Linked DNA regions of Mus musculus: all the other regions are linked to region 3. A link is a loop called in an ENCODE intact Hi-C map of the cell type or tissue named here. Cell type or tissue: left cerebral cortex. All regions are shown on one strand. Region 1 overlaps C530044C16Rik (RIKEN cDNA C530044C16 gene). Region 2 overlaps Snx10 (sorting nexin 10). Region 3 overlaps Hoxa9 (homeobox A9).

Region 1 (5,000 bases), 1.4 Mb before region 3:
ACCTGGGGTGAAGGGTGGGACACGGGGGTGGGCCTTTGAATAATTGCCGAGGCTTTCAAGAAAATGTTAGCATTTATCTTCCCGCAAGGTTTGCCTCACTGAAGCTGAGCTGTTTTGCTCTGTTCAATGAGATATTGATGGAGCGCTGAACTCTGTGATAAATGTTAACTTTTTAATGCACACTGTGTCCCAGAGGCAAGGCCTATGTGGGCTATTGAGAGAAGCAGGCTCAACGAGCCGCTGCTCAAAATTCCAGGAGGTTAATCGACAAATCAGCCTGGAAATGGGGGAACCAGCTGCACGCCTGCTCTACTCTGGCTTTTCTCACAATCCAAGGCATCTGGGTACCATCTTCATGCACAAATAGCCCGTTTCTCAACTTCTCTGGGGTTTTGGCTGACGGGACCATTTGTTTTTTATTATTATTAATGGCATCCTCTTTTCTGACAGGCTCCAGACAACCTCGCTGGTTCAGGTCACCAAGGTAGTCTGGGAAGTAGGGCTCCTCAGCAGGCCCTTTGCCTGGCACTGTAGTGTGGCTGGGCTAGCAGGTCATGGAACTTTTTGTCTTCCTGCCCCCAGTTGTTCTTAGGAGTGAGTTGTGGTGGAGACACAGAGTTCTGGAGATCCATGCTGATATCTGCGAAGGACCCAAAGATACAGAAAACTCATGCCTGCTCCAACTGAGCTGCATGTTAGACTCAATGATGCAGAGGTCACACCCATGGACGTGGATGTCATCGCTTTAGACTGCAGCCAGGATGTGGGACTTTCAACAAAGCTGCCCAGAGGATTCAACATGCAACAGATCTGAGAACCACAGACTCAACCCAAAGTTCATCCGAAAGGCTCCAGGATGGCAAAAGATGTTTCCTTTCTAAACATCACTCACCAGTGCTCCTCTCCCAACTCCAAAATGAAAACTCTCCTCTTTCTCTAAGAATAGAAAGTAGGGATCTGGTGGTTCTTGGGTATAATTGAGTTTAATGTATATTTTTTTTCTCTAAAATCTAGGTGAGAGTCCTTAAAGCCATGAATCCAAGCACACATGTCCAAGAAGACACAGGAGGTTCAGTATTTCCTACTTAAAACTAGAACTGTTGGTGGAGAAGCTTGGCAGAACCAGTGCTGCCGAGGACCTTCCCTGAAAAGTGATATTCTACTCTGAGACAAGCTGTACACGGGCAGAAACACATGCCCGGTGTCACCTAGCCTCTGTGACAGTCCCGGCAGATCACTTTAGTGCCACCCTCCTCTATAGAGCACACTAAGTTGTCAGTGATGGGATGGATCTTGACCTATTGTTATCCTTTGTTTATTGATTTTTTTCCCCTTTAGTTTGAAAGCAACGTGGATCTCCATCTAAAACTATCATTCAAAATTCATTCAGTATTTCCTGAAGGAACTGAAATGTCTAACTCACCAAACAAAGACCTTCTACCTCACAAGTCACGCTGTTTGGGCTTGGACGCTGTAGGTTAAAACTTCCAGGTTGTCGAAGAGAATAACAGATTTGAATCAACTCAAGTTCTGTGTCTTGTCTTTGTAATCCCGGCAAGCACTGTTTATCCCACATCTATTATTTAAGAGTGTGTCAGGACATACGGCCAAAGACAGAACTCCAAGGATCTTTCATGGCTCCAAACCACCATAAGTATCCTGTGCACGTTGTCTGTCGTTGCCTTTGTGTGCATGACCGTGCGATTTGTAAATTTATCTCCTTGTGAAATATGTTTGTTTTAAATAATATAAATGTGCTAATTTGAAGCAAATGTACTTACTAATTTATTTATTTGTTAAAATGCATTCCTTCAAACACAGACCAAGTGATTTGAGGGGTTAGGAACATCTTTTCATTGTATGGATGGCACGTGGTGATAATAAAAAGCAGACTGACTTCAGTCAATTTTATTGTTGTTTGACGTTCTCTGTAGACAACATGCCCCCTCACTCCTTACCCCTGGAGCAGACCACTTAATATTCCCACGACACTCTTCCTTAGTCAAGGCCCCAACATCTAACGACGGAAGTTGGAACTAACACCCAGGTTTCCTGACTCCCAAATCAGTACCATTCTGTGTATAACATACCATGAATAATGCATTTTTCACAAAAGAGCCCAGGGACGTGAGGACAAATTTCTAAAACAGCCTGTAATGAATAATTGCAGAGCTGTGCAGTGCAGTCAGAAACTGAGGACGTGGGCCAGGCCCATTCGGTCCTCTGTGTAGTTTCAGTTCATTTCAGTCCAGAGGTCTGGGTGACATGTGTCCCCTAAGAAAACAGAGGCGACTCTAGTTTTAATAAGGCGACAATTGTTATCTCACTTTATTAACAAGTAGCTTGTATCAGACTGAAACATTTACTGTCTGCATTCAGCTTGAATACTGTATTCATTACGTTTTCTAATCTGTGTGATTACTACCTGTGTAATTTGATGTCTGCATCTGCTATCAGAATTCTTTCAGCTCATTATATTTCCCATCTTTTTTTTTTTTTTTTAATAGAGGATAAGATCGGGACATGGAAAATTGCAGCAGATTGCCTAAGGCGAACTGTAAGCAGCCGGCAGCTGGATGGAGCAGAGCAGATCTCTGTTGTGAAGGGATGTGAGAGGGATGGTTTCTGGGTCTGTGCTCTGCTGTGACAAGCCAGGTGGAGATGGCGCTGGCTCCCTTTCCTATGTAGGGACTGGCTATCCCCAGGCGAGAACTTGGCCTGGTCTTGCCAACTCAGGAAAATTATTTGGATAGAAATTGTGACGTCTAATTGGACACTGTGTGGTTAGTAAACTGTGGCTGAGAATCCCCATGGTGAGGAGTCAGTACCGCGACAAAGCCAGCAAGCTGAGAGGAAACTATTTTTAGATAGACGATAAGTTCATGTTTGCATGTGACATGTAAACCACAGGACAGCAGCATCAAAAATGGCGGAAATGGTTGAGAGCACCAAGTCTACACTTAGCCAAACCTGGAGCTAGACATGGCTTTGCCTTTTTCTGTCAACGTGACTTTAGGGAATTTCCTTATACTCTTTTATGCTTGAGATTTTCCCCTGGTGAAGAACAGAAGGAATGGTGGGAGATTCCCTTCAGAGTTGTTTCAAGAGTGAGGGGATGTGTGCATTGCTTGAGTGATTTAGTTCCCCACCCCCTCTGTCTTCCTTTCTTTCTCTGTATTTTAAGATGGGCTCTTCCCGTGCAGCTCCAGCTGACCTAGAACTCTCTATAGCACAGGCTAGTCTAAAACTGTCTATGTAGCACAAGCTGTCTTAGAACTCTCTATGTAGCACATGTTGGCCTAAAACTCTGCATGTAGCACAGGCTGGCCTAGAACTCTCTATGTAGCACAGGTTGGCAGTGAAGTTACTGTCCTCCCATCTCAGCGTCCTGAACTCTGGGATTAGAGGTATGTGGCACCACACCTTGCCTTTGGGCCCCCTTCTTTCAATTACTAATGTGTCCCTTGAGAGTGTCCAACTAGCATCTTCTGTCTTCTGAGTAGTTTGGCTGTTTTCTAACAGCCCTTGGCATGAGAGGAATTAGGAAAGGCCATGCCTTCTCTTTATCATTTCCTAAGTCCGACCAGTGGTGTGTGCTCTACTCTGGCATTACTTCCTGGCTGTCTTCCTTTGCATAGTCAGGGAGAGTGAATACTAGGCTAAAGCAATATCATTAACGTTCCCCACTCTACAGCCAGAGTCTCCCACTTCACCACGCCCACGGCAAATACAAATCCCCTTAAGGAGCAGCCAGGCCTGTAGCTGCTTGAGACCATCAGCAACAATTAAAGCGTGTCAGAGGAACCCCATGTCAGGATGCGCTTACTGCTACCTGACCCTTTCCTCTTGGTCAGGGCACCAGGCCTCCACAAAGGTCCCTGACTCTGATCTGCTGTGGTCTATCTCAGGGAAAAACTGGCTAGAGAAACGTGCTCGGAGCAGACTTCCTGTCAGGGACACCTGCTGACTACCTGCAGCCCTCTCCATCACCAGGTATGCACCACCTTGAACAACAGGCCAAACTGAAGACTTAAATGGAGTTTCAGATGGGGGTCCCAGGACTTACGGGCTGCATGGTACCCAGCAGACTCTTTCAATCCTGTGAGTTTCAAGTTCATGCCTACAGAGCAAGCACAATGGTCTCACACACAGGCTTTGTGATGCTCTCAGAGATCTAAGTGAATAACACAAACGGGCTGGACACGCGTCTCACTGGGCAAGCGCATACTTAGCATGAACTTGGCGCTCTCTCTCTCTCTCTCTCTCTCTCACACACACACACACACACACACACACATAGCCTGTAAAATAAATAAATAAAAATTTTAAATGCATTTGTTAAAAGCCAATGATCTCATCTTCCAAACACCCATGCCAGCATTACCTAAATCATCAGTAGGAAGGATTTGTCCCCGCCAAGCCCGTGTGCTCATTCATTCGTCTCCTCTCTTTCTATCAGTCGAATCATGCACAGCTGTGAAGCCCACGCCGACTCTCCACTTCCTGTCTACACGGTCTTGGATGGCTGCTCCCACCCCACCTCCCACAGAAAGAGGGCTCAGGCACTAGTATCAGGGGATCTGCTACATATGGTCGTTTTTAGTTTACTTGGTTGTCGCTGAATCCCTGCTAATACCAGTAAGTACTTCTAGAGCATGCATCCTGTACCAGGAGCTGTCGTACTTGATGTCAAAACTCACCTAACCTCACAGCAGCCCAGTGAGTAGATCTGCTAATAACCCAGTTTTACAGATGGGAAAGGTGAGGCACAACTAGATCAGAAGTAACACAGCTGACAATTGGTGATGGCAAGATCAGATTACCGGGATCCAGTTCCACTCTGAGATCTGAAGTCATCACAGGCTCTTTCTCCTTCAGAGCAAAACAGCTTTTGAGGGCCATTAACAATATAACCATCTGTATATGAGATGCACTTCTTGTGTGACAAGCGTCTTTCTCAGCAGGACAGCAATGAATGAGTCATGAAATGACAGTCCCTG
Region 2 (5,000 bases), 630 kb before region 3:
TCTCAAAAGACTGGCTTAATTGGAATAAAATAGCTTTTTTTTTTTAAGTGTCCCAAAGATAAGATATCTTGGGGTCCACCATGAGCTTCCAGTTTCAGCCGAGGCAGCAGTTTTCCTGGGATAATTAGCCAAGGGTTCCCCAGAGTCTTCCTAGGTATCTCTGGGAACCAGCAGAAGGAATTTTCACCTAAGAGGGATAACTTGTTGCTTCCAATGAATGGCTCCCACTCTCGTGGGTGCAAAAGCGGCAGCAAAAAGCAGCCATTTACTTGGGTACTTAAGAGTTATTGTATTAATAAAAAGTTATTGACTTGTCCTTTGAGAGCCTTCTTACAGAGAATTGGTTAAAAAAACCAAACATTCAATTTGGAATAAGAATGATTTTTTAAAGTTCTGTCTGAAACATTATCAAACTTGTGTAAATATTTTGATTTATGTCTTAGATCCTGTTAACCGTGTCCTCTAATTGTCTTTATTTTAATGCCAAAAGGAAGTGATTATGCAGCTGTGTGTAGAGTTTCAGAGCAAGTTCCTCAGCAGTGTAGATGAATTCACATCATTTATGTTTTAACGGCGTTTTTTTGGAAAGCATAAATTGTGACATCAGTTATCATGCTACTTCTTGGTGACATAATATAACCTTTGAAGTTAATATGAAGTGATGTTTGCTCCATAAACTCCACAGTCACTGTTTTCACATTAAACATGAAAGCAAAGCAAAACAAAACTTTGTTCGATTTCTTACTTTACATAGGAGAATATATTTCCTCTAACTCAGACCTAAGGTCTGTGATTTTTTTTTTTTTTTTTTTTTTTTTTTTTTTTTGTAATTACTGGTAATTTCTCATTGAAGAGCTCTGGTCAGACTTGGTTTGAGGCTCCCTGCGTTGTATTTGCTCTGCTTTGGCTGTCAAAACAGCTGAGCCCCAGCAAGCGTCTTCAAACTGACTTTTTGGGGTCTAGATAGTTCCATTTCCAATAGGGCTTTGTTTTATGCTCTCATGTCTGTAGGAAAACAAGTAGCTAAGCATTTAACATGTAACTAAGCAGAGGATACATTTAGTGTTATTTTAAATGTGAATTAAGCTTTAAGAATCGTAGTTCTGTATGTCTTATGGTTTACAGTCAGCAAAACTCGATTTTTCTGGATTTTTCTGCAGGTACAGCACCTGAAAGGTCATAATCCTTTGTATTTTGTTTTAGAGTTGACTTTATACGTAGCTGAAGGTGTTGGCAGTGAAAGTCAACAACCTGTTACTTAAGACTTAAAGTCTCCTTTGCTACAAAGTGATTTTCATTCTAGTTAAAAATTTCAGTTAAAAAAAAAACACTAGGGGAAACCACAAATGTTTGTCTTCAATCATTTGCCATTCCTTAAGATACTAAATATATTTTGCCAGAGCTCTTCAGGTCTACTTCAAATTATATTTAACAACAAATACAAACAAGTTATTAGCAACATGGAGAAGTAAACGCATAAAACTTCTTACATGACATTAGCACTTAATCAAATTTATTTAGTTTATCCATGTTCTAGCCAACAGTGGCAGCTGGATGTTGTCTTGAGCCCAGCTTCTTTATTTTGTTGCTTCTTTAAGGGTTTATTATCAAGTTAAATGTGTACAATAAGGTTTTCAGGATTGAGCCATTTTCATGAAAGGCCTAATTTTTTTTTTTAAGTACAAAAATTAAGAAGGCTTATTCTGTTTCTAAATTGTCTTTTTAAAAAATATTTAAATTAGTTAGCTGGTGCCGGATGAGTACAACGCCGTCCTTTCCACCGAGAAAGCATTTATTTCAATACAGTTTTGTTTCTGAAGAAAACCATTTCTTAATTTGCTATGAACACATTTTTAAACGTAAAATGTCTGAACTTAGTTGTGGCAACTTGACATTCATTAAAGGCATAGATACAGTTTTCTTTGCAAGTCAAGGCAAGAAATGCAGACATTTTAATAAATGGAGCTAAAAATAATTTAGCATGTAAAGAAACAATTCCTTTGGAGTTTGATACATTCACAATGGGTTCAGGGCTTTGTTCTTGGCTGGACGCGTTTTACAGTCCAGTCACCACTGTCAGCCCTTAAGTCAAACCCTTTCCCTCTTGCTGGAAACTTCTAGGTCCTTGTTAAAAATAGTGCACTGGACATTAATTTATTTTAGCAGCAAAAACTCTGGTAGTTCATGACCCTTTTCCTTCAAAATTCCAAAGACTTATTTTCAAAAGATAGATTAGAAAAGAGGGAGAGAAGAACACTAAGCTACAAAAATTTGTGCGGAATCCACTCTGCTTTAAGCAAAAGAGAAGTAGAGATGCTGCAGAAGCCAGCAGGCTCTGAGTGTCATAGCGCGTGGATTTCGACTCTTACCTGGACCTTCTTTATAGCTCAGTCCCCCACCCCCGTGGGCCTCGGCTCAGCAGCCCTCAAGCTCCTGCCATCCCACGCATGCTCCCGCTTCCTCGGTTGGGTAACCCATGGCAACCGCCCTGGTAACCCATAGCAACTGCTCTGCGGAACTGAGTGGGGGATGGGAGGAAGCCATTTGGAGTGGGCGGGTGGAGAGCGATTTACCATGGCCCACCTGCCTCCGGCACCGCCAGCGTCCCGCACCCAGACAGTGAGGACCAAACAAAGCCACCGCACACGTGCCGGGCGTGGGTGGGGGAGGCACGTGGGCCTTTGTTCTTCAGACCGCCGCCCTCCGAGAGAGTGCACATGGCTCCATCAGCTCCAGCCTTAGCTGACCCCACGCTGCGCTGTGCGCTTATTCCCAGGAGCCTGGAACCTTCCAGACCGGAGCCCAATACGCTAACCTTCCTCTCTTGCCTGACCCGGTTGGGCCCAGGAGCGGAACTTTCGTCCCTGGGAAAGAATCGCGTGCGTCCAGGTTCTGGGTCGCGCGTGGGGAGATGTAGGTCCCCAAGCTGCTGAGCCAGGTCACTTGAAGCTGACCTGCGGTGCGAGGCCACGGGTGGACGGACGGGGTCGCTGTCGGGCAGCGTGGCGCGTTGATACCCTGCAGTCTATGCCCAGAGCATCATCTGCTGGCTTGTGCTCTCCAGACTCTAAGCCTGTGGTGAGATGGTTCAGGCTAAATCTGCATCGGGCCAGAAAGCAAGACAGAGGGGGTGAAGGGGGAGATGGCACTAGGTGTTGAGAGTCATGTCACGGCAGATCACAGTCTACCTAGCTGTGACTCTAAGCTCATTTGGACAAAAGAAAAAAGAAAAGAAAAGAAAAGAAAACATTTGACCTGGATAATTTTGTGGTCCTCTGAGTCCTCAATTCTATTTTCTGTAGGTACATATCAGTTATAAATCTAAATAGCAAAGCCATCAGGAGCATCCTTTTGGGTGATGCTAAAACTACACATGTACCATATACTCTTGTATAATGTGCCTCTCTTTTCAAGTTAACTAGGTCCAATATGGGTTACACACTTAATAGTACTCTTAACACCTGACGAGAAGCTGGACTCAGATTTTAATCCTCTCATTTTAAAAAAAGGCATATTCAAAGGTCTATATTTGCTAGTATTGATCTTGGGGAACTGGGTTTATTTTCACAAACACAACCTTCTGGCTTCTTCCTGCAGAGCATGGGTGCCAAAGAGTCTGTATGTCCTGCTAGAGGCAGAGCAGAGGCGTCTCACCGTCCAAGCGGGTGCTCAGTACAGTTCCAGCCCTCAGCACGGTACTGTGTTAGGAGCCCTGTACTTTAATCTTTTTTTTTTCTTTTTTTAACAAAAGCAATTACAGAAAAGTGCACATTTAACGTGTGACATTTAACATTTTTGCCGTGGCAGGCAGCCTCCACTTAAATGGGGCCTTTCTTTGGAACAACAGGAGCCAAAAGGCCTTGTGTCACGGAGTAATGTAAGACACAATCAGGGCTGCAAACGCACAATGAATCGGGAAGGATTTATGTAATTAATTGACCAGTCTTAACCTGTTATCGTGATGTAAGGAATTTGGAACTCATTAATTTGGGCTCTGACAGATTTCATATTAGAACTGGCAAATATGGATTGAGCCTCTTATTCTTGTAGCAGCTGGAATTTCCATGACAGTGAGGATTACTGAAGAAGACCTATTGCTAGAGGCAAACTGCTTTTTTGTAATCAGTGGCCCTGCTCTGCATTAAAGGGATAATGAAAAATAAAATTACCTGGCATGGGAAGTGGAAGGGGGCGAGGTCACCCCACCGCTGTGTGTGACGAGGGCAAGCATTTGCAGCCGAAAAAAATATACTAATTTCAATCTTAAAGTTAGTTGGTTTCTCAAGTATCCTGAGATAGAGGAGTCTTGGGGGTCAAGGTTCTTTTGTTGTCAAAGTTAAAAAGGAATTAAAAGAGGGAGACTTGGAACCTCCTCCATGTGGACAGAGACTGTATAAAAAAGGAGTCTCTGGGGCTGGAGAGATGGCTCAGCAGTTAAGAGCACTGGTTGCTCTTCCAGAGGTCCTGAGTTCAATACCCAGCAACCACATGGTGGCTCACAACCATCTGTAATGGGATGCACGAAGACAGAGTACTCCTATACATAAAATAAATAAGCAAATCTTTAAAAAGAGAGAGAACAGAAGAAAAAGAAAGCTTTCCAGGGACAGGGTTCTGCCGATCCACCCATGAGCAGTTCAGAGCTCTGAAGGAGGAGTGGCTTTCTCAAGAGCCACCTCCTCCCGTCTCCTTGTCAGGACTCCTTAGCGGAGCCCACACAGCCAGGACTGGCCGCTCAGAGGATAATCTAATCTGGGTTCTCTTCACACTGTATGATGTTTAGTGAGTCACCCATTTGAAAACATTTAGCTTCTTTGTGATTTTTACAAAAACTCTGTAAAAGCCCAACTTTCATTTTTCACTCTGCTTGACAGTCAGAAAATTGCTAGGGTTAGAAGAAGGTCCCTGAGATTAGAAGGAATGTTTTTCCTCTTTCTTGCACATTAGGCCTCCCTTATTGCCATTCTGTGTGATAAGGTTAATACAACAACTGCGGCAGG
Region 3 (5,000 bases):
CTGGCGACCTTTTACTGCTCAGCTCGATTGCACATCATAAACCCGACTTCACAATGGAATTGCCCCGGAAATTCTCCTCTAAATTATAGAGTTTGGTTCCTGGTGTACAAAGCACTTTCTTATCACTTTCAGTGGGTCCAGGCTGCCTCCACCTACCCCACCCCCGTTTACCGCATCCTCTCAGGGGGGTCTTGGAAGCACAAAAGACAGAGGGATGTTCAAATCCCGCTGGAACGAACCCCAGCTCCTACCTAGTAAAGGGCTCAGGTTTTGGTGGGGAGGAGGGCAGGTGGGAGCTGGGCTATCTCCCCTGGAGCATAAGGACCCTAAGGCGGCAATATCCGGGATCCACTTTATGGTGGACCAGGATGGGAAACAGAAGAGGTGAAACAGGGAGGGGGTAGAAATCGAAATAACAGTGTCTTCTAAGAGAGAAATAAAATTCTAAAATAGCTAAAAGAAGATGAAGCAAACCAAAAGAAGGCTAGGAGATCAAAGAGGCGAAATTAGACTGCTTTAGACCAATAAATTGTTCCTGGGGTGACACAGAAGGGCGCACAGTGAAAGGCCAGGCAGGCCCAGGCGGTCTGTCTAGACTCAGGAGACTGGAGCAGTCCAAAGGCACGTGTCTAAAGTGGAACTTCTCTTTAGAAGGAGACCTGACAACCAGAGTTCGGAGTTGGGTTGAACAGGAAAAACACGACACTAACACACCTAGGAAGGTCATCTGAATTTGGCCTGAAAGGACTAAGTGGTTCCCACAAGAGACTCTGTGCTAGTTTGCCAAGGCCAAATAGGTCCCAAATTCTGCTGTTTTCAAGGTCTTGGCACTTCTGGGCACAAGTCTTCCCTCTGAGTGGGATTCAAGACTCACCAAAAACCCTCACTTCGTTTCTGTGTCTCTTTTCCCTTGGCAGACTTTGAACAAAATCAGACTCTCAGCAAGGCCTATTTAATTATATGTTTTCTGACTGTTGGCTCCCTACTTATTTAATGGAAATGTATCTGTTATGTGTGAAAATATTCACACACTATTGAGCCCAGACCCAGTTTTTAATCTGCTATCTAAATATTTCCCAACGCTGTCCCAGAACTAGCTTTCAAACCTACTGCCAGAGTTTGTTTCCTCCGTTTCCTGTGGCCAGATAGTCCTCAATGTTTAAATCTAGGTTTAGAATGTAAACGCAGACCTTTGCAGCAAAACGGCGCCTTCTAGAGAGTCCAGTGGTGCTGAGTTTGGGGGACTTTGAACCTTTCTAGTCTCCTCCCCTGAGAAGATGGTGGGCTTCAGCTATTGGGCTTGGAGACTATGTCCCCCGACTTAGTGAAAGGCGCCTGACTTGGACGCGGCCACCAATTCCTACCCGAAGCGAATAAATAAGCCCAGTTCCTTGCCGGGTCTTGTCCGGACGAAGACAGCGACAGGCTGTGAAAAACCTCTCAGCAGCGAAGACCAGAGAGCAGCCTGCCCCGCCGCCAGTCGGCCAAGGGCAAGGGAGGCTGCTGGCCTAGTCATTTCACCAGGCCTCTGAGCTCCTGGAGGCCTGCACCTACCTAGGGCCTCTGTGATCCGTGGAGGGAAGCGGCTGCTGCCAACCAGTGACTTCCATTGTTAGAAAACTGGAGCATTCTATTTGTGCCCACTGCTCAGCAGTAACATAAATATAGATTTCTCAGGATTAGGATAGGTATCTCTTGGTGCTCTCTCCAAGAAGCTATAAAACCCTTCCTACAATCAGATGCTGTGAAGTAGCATGAATTACATACGGAAATATAACGAGGATATATGCCTGTAGTACCTACGTGTGTGCAGGAAGATTTTTTTTTAAGGGAGTAAGAGAGAGAAAGAGAGGGAGACCCAGGAGATACGTCAGCCAGGATCGAGTCCCTGGTTTTACAGCGCATTCAGCACGGAGATGCGAGTCATAAACATTTTGTGGGCTTGGCCGAGACTATTACGACCCAAATAAATGCACTGTACGGTCTATATTCACGGCGCTTCGAAGGGTTAGTTTTCTTTTTGCTCTTGTGTTTTCTTTCCGAAACCATCCTACCCCAGAGTCTGATCCCACACACTAGCCGCCTTGCTCTGAAGCTGGGGACATCTAGCATTAAAAGTAGCCTGAGAATGAATGGGGATTTTTTTTTCTTTCTTCTAGCCTCCTCAACCGGCGACACCAGAGTAGCCTTGGCCTTTCAATGCCAAAGAAATACCACGGCCTGAGAAGCAAGAACGACTTCAACCATATGAATGCGTTTTGAAGCTAGAGTGTTAATGTACTTATTTAAACGTATAGATCATTTATTTTCGAACAACCTAACAGTTCCTAGACTATGCCCCAAGTTACCCCAGCGTGGCCAAGTTCCCCGAAGATCTACACAAGACAGCCACCAAGTATGACTTTATAACCAATTTTCAGCCGCCTAATTTTAAGGTCAGGTATTCAAACCGACCAAGTCCCCGATCTCTCTCTCTCTCTCTCTCTCTCTCTCTCTCTCTCTCTCTCTCTCTCTCTCTCCCCATACTGGTGGTGGCTAGCTAGGCCTGGTACCCCCCCACCCTGAACCAGGTTTGGGGACCTCACGGGTCGGCGGAACCCGTGGCCACAGGATGCGCTCTCTGTGGGTTCATCTGGTCCTGGGGCCGTAGGTGTTCATTCCCTTGTTCTTCGATCGTGAACGACCCGTTCCCCGTGCGCCTCGCTGTCCCTAGATCTCTGCTGGGATGAGGACTGTGACCCTGAAATGGAACTGGCGTTCTCAGCCACAGCCCCGCACCTTCGGCGTCGCTGCTGCCACGCAACACAGCGGTCTCGGAATGGGGCCGGGGAGGAGCGAGCGCCGAAGGTCAGGCAAGCCCCGGCGCATGCTGTGTCCCTTGGAGGCTTTCAGGCTGGCATGAGCAGCAGGGAAAATATACGACTGCTGCTCACACAAATCCCATTCCAGAAAGGCTCGCTTCAAGTCGACATTTTAGGAGCTTCCTAGGTCTCGGCGGCCGGAGATGGCGGCGAGAAAGCCTCTTGCGTGGAGCCACACTGCCATCTCCTGGAATTTTCTTGGCACTGCAGCCGCAGCTGCTCTGGCCCGCGTGAACTTCGGCAACGCCTGTGACCCCACCAGCGTTCCACTCCCATGGGCGGAGCGAGGGCCCTGTCCCTGGGGAATCCTTGGGGAGCCAGGAACCTACGCTGCCGAGGGGGCAATACCCATAAAAGAGGGCTGTTTCCGCAGTCTCTTTATCGGAGGCAGACAGAGCAAACAAATGAAAGGGTTTTGGTGGGATACCCTAATTGGAGCTGGACAGTTGTAAACTCATTAAGAGCCGAATTCCAGACAGTTCGCAGACCTTCCTTTATGGCACACCCTTACTGCATAAGCTTTGAAGTCCTTTCTGTCTGCAACAACAGAGGGCGTGCCAACCTGGCGGCTCGTTGGGGGTGGGGGTTAAGGAGAAGCCCCATCCACCCTCACCCTGGTCCCCCTTTCCCGGCTTAGAAGACAGTCAACATTGCAGAGAGATGGGGGTGCGAAGGAAAAGAATTGGGGGGTGTGAGGCGAGGCAGAATCCTCTGGCTACATCTGGAAGGCGCTTGGGCCTCCGAAGGCAGTCGTTCCCCCTACGCAGCCCTTTACACCCCATAAAGGGTAACAGCCCTCATTTTCTTTTATGGCGCTTCGGGGCTTGTCGGTTGCTAAGGCCTGCTTCTGTGGGGACTCCGAAGGTGGCTTAGCAGTGTAGGATGCTGAGCCCCTACCCCCAACCCGCCTCCGGCCAGGTTGGCAGGACTCAATGGGGCACAAGGGTATGGCTTTTCCACTCTCTGAAAACCCCTGACTATTTGAAGGAGCAGCCTCATTGCCGACATGTGGCTCCTGCCTGCCTCCTCAGAGTTTTCTTACACAGCTCCTTGACTTCCAGCCCTCAACTCGACCACCCTACTTCCAAAGGCTTCTTCAGTCCTTTTTTTTTTTTTTTTTTTTTTTTTTTTTTGTGAGTCCAGGGTTGGGGAATATTTTTGGAGGCAGCCAAAATGAAAGGGTGGACTTTCCACTGCTGCTGGCCAGCGAGGCCTAGCTTTCTGATGCTTCTCTGGTCGCCTGGCAAATAGATCCGAGTCTATTTGCTCCTCCGCTGGACTTCCCAGCTTTCCGCCTCTGCTTCCTAGCTACCGGCAACCATCTGAGTCGAGGGTGCTTAGGCCTGGCCCAACTACGGCTGGTTCCAGCGAGAGAGAGACCGAATTAGGGCTTTATCAACCTCACCTCAGCCCTCCCCCGAAAATATACCTAGAAAAAGAAGGTGCAAAGAGCAGAGCCGCACAACGTAAAAGAATCAATATATTTTATTTGGCAAAAGTTAAATATCTCGACACAACAATTTGGTCAGTAGGCCTTGAGGTAACTATTGCAAAATATACAGTGTATGTTCAATCCGATGGGAACCCCAAATTCACCAAGGATACAAATCTACAGTAGCCCAAGAGCAGTTTCATGGTGTATAATTTATTATCAATAAAATTAACTCCATTACAATAAGCACTCACTTTCTCCCAATTAAAATTAAGCGTAAACCCATAGGTAGCAACCCTCTGCACACACGTATAGCTCCGAATTTCCTCACTTCTCCTCTGGTGCAAAAACAATATTCAAGCTTTCTGATTATGAATATTTCTTTAATATGGAGATTCTATATACATTGGACAAAATTGGAGTCTAGAACGTAAAGATGAAGAAGCCCACATTTCAAAAGTAGATAAATCATGAATCTATGCATCCCGGAGAACTATCTCTCTTTTCTTTCCAAATCTGATTTCACTGGGAAATCCTTACAGCTAGTTTACAATCGTAGGTTAACAGTCTAGCTACACAGAAGACTACAGAGCTATACATTATGCCACAGCTTCTCTCCCCCCATAAACAACCTGAGTTCAAATTGAATTCTAGCTTCCACAATCACAATGGGTACTTCACCCAGCACAGAAGTTTGAGTCACAAAA

Evidence for each region. A loop is a pair of places that touch in the nucleus more often than their neighbours do. Peaks named below come from ENCODE experiments on the same cell type or tissue, not always from the same donor. Only the 100,000 strongest peaks of a DNase experiment are listed, where the experiment ranks them.
Region 1: it touches region 3 in a loop (4-fold over the local background); 5 of 42 quality-filtered maps call a loop at or near these places.
Region 2: a loop joins it to region 3, with 10 times the contacts of the local background. A loop is called at or near these places in 33 of 42 quality-filtered maps.

What each region holds. Positions count from the first base shown.
Region 1 is chr6:50,813,130-50,818,129 of GRCm38, forward strand. C530044C16Rik (RIKEN cDNA C530044C16 gene) reads left to right here. Exons shown (of 5, transcript NR_045984.1): 5 at 1,015-1,765. All of the region lies in intron 1 of Gm31455 (a long non-coding RNA gene), which reads right to left. Among named protein-coding and RNA genes, the nearest start is that of Gm31455, 6.6 kb to the right of the region's middle. In left cerebral cortex, no CTCF peak of the experiment used is centred here; a DNase peak (open chromatin) is centred at 2,134.
Region 2 is chr6:51,589,953-51,594,952 of GRCm38, forward strand. It overlaps Snx10 (sorting nexin 10), which reads left to right. Exons shown (of 7, transcript NM_001127349.1): 7 at 1-718. Among named protein-coding and RNA genes, the nearest start is that of Snx10, 69 kb to the left of the region's middle. In left cerebral cortex, a CTCF peak has its summit at 2,977; DNase peaks (open chromatin) are centred at 2,499, 2,956, 3,714 and 4,711; H3K4me3 peaks cover 1,524 bases; H3K27ac peaks cover 4,271 bases.
Region 3 is chr6:52,218,769-52,223,768 of GRCm38, forward strand. Hoxa9 (homeobox A9) reads right to left here. Exons shown (of 2, transcript NM_010456.3): 2 at 4,329-5,000. Among named protein-coding and RNA genes, the nearest start is that of Hoxa7, 2.7 kb to the left of the region's middle. In left cerebral cortex, a CTCF peak has its summit at 3,050 (motif pointing left); DNase peaks (open chromatin) are centred at 1,706, 2,068, 2,242 and 3,008; H3K4me3 peaks cover 735 bases.